Linked DNA regions of Homo sapiens: region 2 is linked to region 1. Evidence: chromatin loops called from intact Hi-C (ENCODE). Cell type or tissue: prostate gland. All regions are shown on one strand. Links, peaks and the distances in the headings refer to the core of each region. The heading gives the core; the rest is flanking DNA. Region 1 has its middle 89 kb from the start of STMND1. Region 2 has its middle 20 kb from the start of STMND1.

Evidence for each region. A loop is a pair of places that touch in the nucleus more often than their neighbours do. Peaks named below come from ENCODE experiments on the same cell type or tissue, not always from the same donor. Only the 100,000 strongest peaks of a DNase experiment are listed, where the experiment ranks them.
Region 2: it touches region 1 in a loop (4-fold over the local background); 15 of 110 quality-filtered maps call a loop at or near these places.

What each region holds. Positions count from the first base shown.
Region 1 is chr6:17,010,196-17,015,581 of GRCh38, forward strand. No RefSeq gene overlaps it. Among named protein-coding and RNA genes, the nearest start is that of STMND1, 89 kb to the right of the region's middle. In prostate gland, for the core only: no CTCF peak of the experiment used is centred there; a DNase peak (open chromatin) is centred at 2,436; H3K27ac peaks cover 1,042 bases.
Region 2 is chr6:17,079,552-17,084,937 of GRCh38, forward strand. No RefSeq gene overlaps it. Among named protein-coding and RNA genes, the nearest start is that of STMND1, 20 kb to the right of the region's middle. In prostate gland, for the core only: no CTCF peak of the experiment used is centred there; no DNase peak of the experiment used is centred there.

The DNA.
Region 1 (5,386 bases), core at 181-5,180:
AAATGATACTGTCTCATTCTTTTAACACATAATATATTCAAAATTACTAGACCAATTAAAAAACACCTCATAGTTAACTTCATTTTATTTTCTGGCTATTTCAGTCAAAAGAAAGGTTTTATTTAACTTAGCTACATAATTTACTCATGAATCAAATTATTTTGGATATTTAATAGTTGGGAAAAGTATAATCTGAAATTTGTTTAGCTTAGAAATGCCCATTGATTTTTTCAAATTCTAATAGCATTTAGAAATATTTGTTCCTTCCACTTTAAATTATACACCCCACCCCTGCCCTCCGACTCTTGCCTTCTGTTTTCAGCCATACTTCTGGAAAAATCTGTCTCCCCTCACTGATCCCATTTTCTTTCTTTTTTAAAAAAACTTTTAGGTTGGGGGGTACATGTAAAGGTTTGTTACATAGGTGAACTCATGTCATGGGAGTTTGTTGTACAGTTTATTTCATCATCCAGGTACTAAATCTAGTACCTAATAGTTATCTTTTCTGCTCCTCTCCCTCCTCCCACTCTCCACCCTCAAGTAGACGCCAGTGTCTGCTGTTCCCTTCTTTGTGTTCATGCGTTCTCATCATTTAGCCCCCGCTTATAAGTGAGAACATGAGGTATTCGGTTTTCTGTTCCTGCATTAATTTGCTAAGGATAATGGCCTCCAGCTCCATCCATGTTCCCACAGAAGCATGATCTTCTTCATTTTTATGGCTGTATAGTATTTCATGGTATATATATGTACCACATTTTCTTTATCCAATTTGTCATTGATGGACATTTAGGTTGATTTCATGTCTCTGCTCTTGTGAAGTGTTGCAATCAATGTTCGCATGCATGTGTCTTTATGGTAGAATGATTTATATTCCTCTGGGTATAGACCCAGTAATAGGTTTGCTGGGTGGAATTTAGTTCTGCTTTTAGCTCCTTGAGGAATCGCCATGCTGCTTACATTGCTTTCCACAACTGTTGCACTAATTTACATTCCCACCAAAAGTGTTTAAGTCTTCCCTTTTCTCCACAACTTCACCAGCATCTGTTTTGTTTGTTTGTTTTTGTTTTGTTTTGAGATGGAGTCTCGTTCTGTTGCCCAGGCTGGAGTGCAGTGAGGCAGTCTTGGCTCACTGCAATGCCCGCCTCCCGGATTCAAGCGATTCTCCTGACTCAGCCTCCCGAGTAACTGTGACTACAGGCATGTGCCACTATGCCTGGCTAATTTTTGTATTTTCAGTAGAGACGAGTTTTCACCATGCTGGCCAGGCTGGTCTCCAACTCCTGACCTCAAGTGATCTGGCCACCTCAGTCTCCCAAAGTGCTGGGATTACAGGCATGAGCCATCACACCTCACCAGCATCTGTTATTTTTTTACTTTTTAGTAATAGCCATTCTGACTGGTGTGAGATGGTATCTTATTGCGGTTTTGATTTGCATTTCTCTAATGATCAATGATCTCATTTTCTTAAATCCCCTTCAGTTTGTAAACCACCGTGATTTGATTTCTGCCCCACTAAGGTTCTGAAACTGCTTAATAACCTTGCTGGTACATAATATTCTTTCCTTCCTGACTTCTCCACAGCTTTTGTTGTTGTTTACCATACCCATTTAAACGACACAAACACACACACACACATTTTTCCTTACAGTCTGCAACGTGCCACTCTCCTGGTTCTCTGCCTACAGTTCCATTTTAGGTTCCCTGGCAGACTTGTTTCCCTCTCTATCTTTAAAATACCAATATTCTTCAAGGTCCTGACTTGGTCCCCTTATATGCCCTCATTTTCAAAATATTTCCCTAAATATTCTCAATCTTGCTCGTAGCTGTAATTATCAGCTTTACCCTGATGAATCCCAAGTCTCTATTTTCAGCCCAAACTTCATTTCTGAGCCCCAGATCTGATATCCAACTGCCTATTTAACTTCTCCACTTGAGTGTCCAGATTCAACACGCCTCAAGCTGGACTCACTCTCTTGGCTCCCCTCCTCCACCCCACCTGCTCATCTTCCCATGCTCCTTGTCTCACATAAATAAGAAGTTCAGTCATTCTCAAGGAATCGCCGGGAAATCATCCTTGACCCCTCTTCTTTCTCCATGTCCCACATTCAACCAGCCACTAAGCTTTGCCCACTGGACTTCCTAAATGTCTCACAAAAGCATCCAGTCCCTTCCAAACCCGCTCTATTATCCCAGTGCAAGCCACGCTCATTTCTCACTTCAAGTATGCATCTGTGTTCTTGCTGCTCTCCGTACCCTGAGTCTTTTCTCTCCTTGTTCTCCACACTGCTACCAAACTGATATTCTAACTTGAAAATCTGATCCTGACACCTCCCTGCTCAAGACCATTAGGTGGCTCTGTACCGCTCTCGCAGCGAAGACCAGCTCTCTTAGCATTCCTTACAAGGCCCTGTGGGATCTGATTGGAGACGGTGCCTCTGGCCCCTTTGCATCCTGAACTTCCCCTGTCATAACAGTAAGCGCCTGATAATATCTCCAAACATAAGCCTTTGTGCTTTGCTTTTCCCAGCATCCTTGTGCTTGCGTGACTTTTCCGTTGTCAGAGGCATCTACTTTGCCTGGAGGAGAAGGAGGATTGTTAAAGCAGGAATTTAAAAAGCAGGAAACAGTCAATGTTCAGTGTTTCTTTTTTTAAAAACTTCTAAACAGGATTTTGAATATCTGAAGATATGTCCTGAGGGAATCAGAGAACAGAGTTTAGACCGTAAAAATAACAGAAGAAAGAGGATGAAAGAAAATGAAGCCTCCCCTCCCTACCCTGCGTGTAAGTGGAGATTGGGTGGAGGAGCAGGAACGTGATGGGGGAGGGAAGTGCATGGCCTTAGAGGAGGTGGGAGTGGGAATGAGAGGCCAACCTAGCAGGACAAACACACAGCAGTGGGGCAAGCATCAGAATCGCTAACTGTATAGTGAACAACACCAGGATTCATGTTAAAGCCCAACCAATGCCTGCTAACCATTCATTGCCATTCTAGGGCATACCACACAGTACCCCAAAAGGGTGCATCTTCTCCTTGACAGTTTCCATTATAATACGTAAATTGTTGCTTTCTCATTGAAATGTGTGGGTTGCTGCTCCCTTCCATTTATCAAGCGCTTGGAATACTCCTAAGTTTTTCCTCCAACAGAAGGTGATGGGACCCTGACACCCAGGAATGAAATGGTGGAATGGAAGGGACAGTGCCCAGCACTAAGACTGGGGTATAACTGGACGGCAGTGAGAATCATTCCTATCACACGCTTATTGCACAGTGTGCTAATAATTTCCTTGCTTTTCCTATCTCCCACGAGACTGTAAGCTTATAAGGGCGGAAATCATATTGATTTTGGTCAATATTATGCCCAGTGCCCACTGCAGTGCCTAGCACATTGTGAGTGCTCAGTAGACACTGATTGGTTAAATCAACAATTTAATGAAGAATGAGTGGTTTTAAAGACATTGATTTTAAAAGACATGGATTTCCTTTAAGTAGAGAGAATATCAAGATGGTGATGGCTTTTTATCCTAAGCATCTAAGGCCTAACACTTTTAAAAAATTAAGCAAAGGGACTGCACTTTAATAATTTTTAAGTAATTTTAGACTTTCCTGCTCTGTTGTTAAGACTTTCCAGCCTTTGAGGCCTATTTATAGTCTCCTGTTACTCATCATTCGGAATGCCATATATATTTGGTATTTAAAATGATAAAGGCATTTGGAATGACATCTAGCGAGTTAGAATAAGAACTCACACCAGCATCAGCAAATTCCTTTCCTTCTATTGGCAAGAAAAAGTTGGCCATACAGGAAATTATTATGTGACACTGTTTCCCTTTGTACTTATGGTACAAACGGAAAGGTCAATGATGACCCTCCGAAGATGTCCATGTCCCAGTCCCCAGAACCTGTGAATGTTACCTTATATCACAAAAGGTACTTTGTGAATGTGATTAAGGATCTTGAGATTTTGGGTTCTCCAAGGGCATAATGAAATCACAAGAGTTCCTCTAAGAGGGCGCAGGAGGGTCAGAGTCAGAAAAGGAAATGCGAGGATGGCAACAGAGATTTGAAGATGTCATGTTGGTGGCTTAGAAGATGGAAGAAAATGCTTTGGGAGGCCAAGGCAGGCAGATCGTTCAAGCTCAAGAGTTTGAGACCAGCCTGAGCAACATAGTGAAACTGTCTCCACCAAAAATACAAAAACTTAGCTGGTTGCGGTGCAATGCACCTATAATCTCAGCTACTTGGGAGTCTGAGGTGGGAGAATTGCTTGAACCCGGAAGGCAGAGATTGCACTGAGCTGAGATGGTTCCACTCCGCACTCCAACCCAGGCAACAGTGTGACATCCTATCTCAAAAAAAAAAAAAAAAAAAAAAAAAAAAAAAGGCCGTGAAGTGCAGGAAGCTGCTATAAGCCAGCAAAGTTAAGCAAGCAGATTCTCCAGAAGGAATACAACCCTGATGACACCTTTTCATACTTTTTCTTTAATGTCAAAGCTTAAAAAAAATTGTCAAAAATTGAACATATTTAAGGTGTACAACATAATTATTTGACATATATGCATTGTGCAAGGATTGCCACAATCAAATGAAGTAATGTATCACCATTCATGCTGTACATCAAACCCTCAGAACTTCACACTTTTTTTTTTTTTGAGACGGAGTCTCACTCTGTTGCCCAGGCTGGAGTGCAATGGTAATCTCAGCTCACTGCAACCTCCACCTCCCAACCTCAAGCAATTCACCTGCCTCTCAAGTAGTTGGGACTACAGGCACATACCACTCCACCCAGCTAATTTCTGTATTTTCATTTGACACACGGTTTCACCGTATTGACCATGCTGGGCTCAAACTCCTGACCTCACAATCCGCTTGCCATAGTCTCCCACTGCACTGCAACTACAAGCATCACAACATCTTTTTTTTCCTTCTGGACAATCTGGCGCCATAGCCCAAACGGGAATGCAAAGACACGATCTCTACTCACTGTAGGTCTGACCAGAATTGGTGGACTCTTGGTCTCACTGACTTCAATAATGAAACCACAGACCCTCCCCACGTGTGTTAAAAGCAGTATGTCCAGTTTCTTCCGTTTGTTGTTTGGATGGGTTTAGTTTTTTCCTTCAGACTTAAGTGATAAATGATACAGCTCTCAAGGCAGCTTGTCTGGAGTTACTCATTTCTCCCTGTGGGTTTGTGGTTTCAAAGGCCTTAGGAGTGAAACTACAGATTTTTAAGGTGAGAGTTACAGCTCATATGTGCACTACACACCCAATCACCTACAGCAAAATATATTGCCCACACTGGAGGAGAAAAAAAAAAAAAAACACATATTCCTCACAAAACAACACTATCCAATTAGATTGCCGCTGCTGGCTCCAGCAGCCAGC
Region 2 (5,386 bases), core at 182-5,181, 69 kb after region 1:
ACCATGGAAAACTATGCAGCCATAAAAAATAATGAGTTCATGTCCTTTGCAGCGACATGGATGAGGCTGGAAACCATCATTCTCAGCAAACTAACACAAGAACAGAAAACCAAACACCGCATGTTCTCCCTCATAAGGGGGAGTTGAACAACAAGAACATGTGGACACAGGGAGGGGAACGTCACACACTGGGGCCTGTTGAGGGGTGGGGGGGCAAGGGGAGGGATAGCATTAGGAGAAATACCTAATGTAGATGACGGGTTGATGGGTGCAGCAAACCACCATGGCACATGCATACCTATGTAACAAACCTGCATGTTCTGCACATGTATCCCAGAACTTAAAGTATAACTTAAAAAAAAAGAAGAAAAAGAGACACAAGACAGATGATCTCTCTCTGCCATGTGAGGATACATTGACAGGACAGCTGTCCACAAGCCAGAAAGAGATCTCGCACCAGGAACTAAATCAACTGGCACCTTGATATTGGACTTCCAGACGCCAGAACTGTGCTAAATAAATATCTATTGTTCAAGCCACCCACTTAGGTAGCAGCTAAGTTCAAGCCACTTAGATAGCAACTCTATCTAAGACAATTAGCTTATCCAAGGTATCACAGCTAGTGAATGGAAGTAGTAGATTTAAATAAAGACAGTCTAACTGGAGACCTTACACTTAACCTCCAAGCTATAATACAATCCCCCAGTGCACCACTGGGATACTGTGCAACTGCTTGGCATCGCCAATCAAAGGAAGAGACAGCAAAAGTCTCTCCCAGATAGAAATGTTGCAAAAGGTGCTGTGCAGGAGGTGTCCACAGACGACAATTTCACTGGAGTATCAGCAAGGGTAAGGAAGCCACCTTGACTATCTAGAGACCCCAACAGTGATTCCAGAGCCTACTGTGGAGGCCATGGCTGGAGAGAGTTGAACAACAGAAGAAAGGATAACAATGGTGTGAGGAGAGATGAGGAAGTGGAGCAGCAAGGATGGATGCAAAGTGGGGTAACAGCGTAGGAAGGGTTGCAATGCAGGGCAGTACCTTAGCGACTCTGGACTCATTTCTTTTCATTGAAATAAAATTTCCTGGCAACAAATTATCCCAGTTTCTAAGGTCTTTTGTCTATGCTGAAATGCAATGAACCACAATGAGGGTGTTCTCAAAATTGGTAAGGTACCAGCACAAGCTGGGAAATCTTTTGCTTACTTAAATTTTCATGATGAGGTTGACCAGGGTGTGTTTGTAAATCCTTGGCACATTCACAGAGGCATGTCCTGAGTCTTCCTCTTCCAGACACTGTTGACTCCACTGGCAGATATTAATATTGAAACATGTTTGGGTGGAGGCTCTGGGAAAATAGATGAAGAACAGCCCCTGCCCTCAAGGGGTTCACAGTCTAGGGAACACTCAGACACTTACATGATCAATGGCAATACAGTGACCCTGAAAATAGGACAAAAGGTGCCAAAAAAAAAAAAGCACTGACAGGAAAAGCCTGACTATTCAAGAAAGTTTCAGGGAGAAAGTGTCATGGCTGACTTTTGCAAGACAAATAAGAGTCGGCCAGTTGGAGAAGGATAAAGGATGGATGTTGGCGGCAGAGGAGATGGCTGGATGAAGATGGGGATGCATAAAAGAGCATGCTGAATTCAAGCACTTATAAAGTGAAGATAGATCCTATTCTGAAGATCCTGTTTATTGCTCATTTTCTTTTATTCGCACTTAGGGATAGTTAGTAACAGATCAGTGGTAGGTGATGCGGAGAAGAGTAAATTGGTAACATTCTACGCATATTCCCTGCATTATAAAATACTCCCCTTCAGTTGAAAAATACAATGTAAAACTCTGGATCTATCTATAACTGTCTCCCAAATTGCTTTTTGTCTTCTGAGTCACTGCAGGGGTTTCGTGCACCTCCTTTGTACCCGTGAAACCCAACCCCTTCCTAGGATGGCAATAGCACCAGCTCCAAGTCTCTTATTTCCTGTCAATGGCAAATTCCTCCCTAATCTGATTACTACTTTGTTATTAGACTCTATTTTCATATTACCCTTTTTAGCATATAGATGGAATTTTTAGTTTTTTCTAAATGCTTCAGATAATCTTTATCCCTTTAAACACCCTTTAAATGCTTTTTCAATGAATGTTACTCATTACCATGAGATTCGTTCCCCTCTGGTTCTTTTCAAAGGGCAGAGCATTGAGGAGATAACAGATTTTGACAAGTTATTAAAGAAGGGTTAAGTCCACAGATTTCATTGTATTTTCTCACACAGAGTCTGGAGTAATATTTTATATTTATTTTGTTACATGGGGCCTTATCATATAATCCCCCCACCTGTCACCACCACCAAAGGAACCTACTATGTGGGAGTTCCTGTGACAATATGTGGCTTGCGAGTTGCCTGAAAGAGATCAGAGAGTATCTTAGAAACAAAGTAGAATTTGTCTCTCTCTGATCACGATAACCAGAAATGGAAAAGAACACTGAACCAAAAATAGTAGCACCATTTACTCTGACAGAATAGGAAACTAGCAGCTTCTGCTTGTGAGTTTTAGGATCTCGAGCAAGCAACACCTCTGTGACTCCTTTTACTCATCTGTCAAACAGAAAGGATGATATAGATGCAAATGTATTTCCCTAAACAGAATCCAGAATTAGTACAATTTTCAGTCCAATTTATACAGCTCTGCATTTTACCAAAAGAAAGGACTAAAATAGTGGAGTAGTCCACCAGCCAAATGGTGAGCAGAGATTGCCACGGGCTTTAATAAGATTCTATTTATAGTCAGAATTCCGGAGCCATATTCACCATTGTCTGTTAGATAAAATAAATACCTGATTATTGTATACACCATTTACAGTGTAGCTTTAATAGAACATTCTAACACAGAAATGAGCAATCTTTAAGAGTTAGATGTTATGTGGGAAGGTAGAAAAATCACATGCTTTGGAGTCCAAAAATGTGGTTCCTATTCTCTGCTTGGTTTCTTTGTGAGTCTCACACCCACCATAGCCTAAGTCATTAGTTCCCAAACTTTGTCACATGGGTATCCCTCTCTGCAAAAAGGAGCAAACAGGTTGCTTGCCCAGGAATTTGGGGGAGATCCTGGAACCACATCTTGTCATCAGAACATCCCCCGTTGAAAATATTCTGATTTACTGTAAAAATCTATTTGACCTTTGTGGTTGAATCCCTTTTATATGTATTCTTGGTTTCTAAATAAAAATGTTTAAAATTCATTATTGTCATCTAAAATTTTTAAAAGTTGTTCAGAGCTGTCCCTCATGTAGCCTCCATTTCCTCACCTCCCTTCACTTTTAAAATTATTTCTGGCCAAGCACAGTGGCTCACGCCTGTAATCCCAACACTTCGGGAGGCTGAGGAGGAGGATCACTTGAGGCTGAGTTCAAGACCAGCCTGGGCAACAGAGTAAGACCCCATCTCTACAAAAACATTAACAATTAGCCGAGTGTGGTGGTACATACCAATAATCCCAGCTACAAGGAAGTCTGAGGCAGGATAACTTGAGCCCAGGAGTTTGAGTCTGCAGTGAGCTGTGATGGTACCACTGCACTCCAGTCTGGGCAACAGTGAGACCCTGCCTCAAACAAACAATCAAAATATATATATACACACACACACACATATATATATACATATATATACACACATATATATATACATATATATACACACATTTGTATTTTAAAAATCCATGTATATATTTTTTAAAATTCAAATATTACTACAAAGTATTTATTGAAAATATAGTCCCCTTACTTACTCTCTAAGTCCAAGTCTGCTGACCAAGGGCAAATACTTTCCATTTTTTTAGCTTTCTCTTTGGATATTTATGGTCATATTTTAAAATAATATTCTTGGACTCTATGGAACTGAACACACAGCATGTAATCTTCTGCACATTGAATTTTTTGTTCAATGTTATATGTGTAAGAGGCAGCCATGTGGTTCATTTACTTTAATTACATGTTGTGTTGTTGCGTAACATTTGGTTCAATAATTATACCACAATTTACATATCAATTCTCGAGATTGGTCACTTGAACTCTTTCTACATTTTTGCCATTCTAAGCAATTTACTATGAACGTCCTTATACATGTCTCCAAGGAATACAGGCAAGATTTTCTTTCCATCCTGAGATGTAGAATAGCAGGATCACCAATATACATATTATCAACTTGTGTGTTTCACTTTCTTTATAAAAAAGAAATTCTTTCTTTAAAATTTTATTTTTAAAGTTTTAATTACTATGGGTACATAATAGTTGTATATATTTATGGGGTACATGTGATATTTTGATGCAGGCGTACGACATGTAAGGATCAAATCGAAGTAATTGGGGTATCTATCTCCTCAAACATTTTTCATTTCTTTGTGTTAGGAATATTCCAATTTTACTCTTTTAGTTATTTTTAAATATAGAGAAGTTATTATTATTATTATTATTTTGAGACAGGGTCTCACTCTGTCATCCAGGCTGGAGTGCAGTAGCATGATCTCAGCTCACTGCAACCACCACCTCCTGGGCTCAAGTGATCCTCCTGCCTCAGTCTCCCAAGTAGCTGGGACTACAGGTGCATGCCACCATGCCCAGGTAATTTTTGCAGTTTTTGTAGAGATGAGGTTTCCCCAGGTGGGCCAGGCTCGTCTCGAACTCCTGACCTCAAGTGATCTGCCCACCTCGGCCTCCCAAAGTGCTGAGATTACACATGAGTCACCACACCCAGCCAAATTATTGTTAACTATAGTCACCCTATTGTGCTACTGAATAGAAACCAAAATTCTTAATATAAAAGTAGGCAAATTCATCAGTCTTAGCTTTATGATTTGTCCTTTTCTTATGTATTCAGAAGTTGTTTCTTACTCTAAAATCATGAAAACATTCTTCCATTTATTTGTAAATAAGTCCTGAATCCACCTGTGATTTATTTTTGAGTACTGTGTGCCTATTTCCTCTTCGAACCCTCTCATCTGGCTCCCACTTCCACCACATAACTGAAAGTGCTCTTGGGAAGGTAACCAATGGCTTCTACATTGCTTTATTCAATTCTCCTTTCCAGGCCTTATCTTAGATAATCACTCAGCAACTTTTGACACAGACGACGACTCCTCCTTTGTGAAAGATCTGTTCTTGGCTTCCATGAAACCACATTCTCCTAGTTTTTCTTTTACACATCAGGCAGCTCCTTCACCTTTGCATGTCTCTGTTCCCTTCTTGACCTCCCAGGTTCAAGCAGTTCTCCTGCCTCAGTCTCCCGAGTAGCTGGCCCTCTCTTCTTCTCTTTCTATGCTGTTTTTCCAGGCAATCTCGTCCATTCTAAGGGCTTTGTGCTGATGATCCTTAACATTGAATCTCTA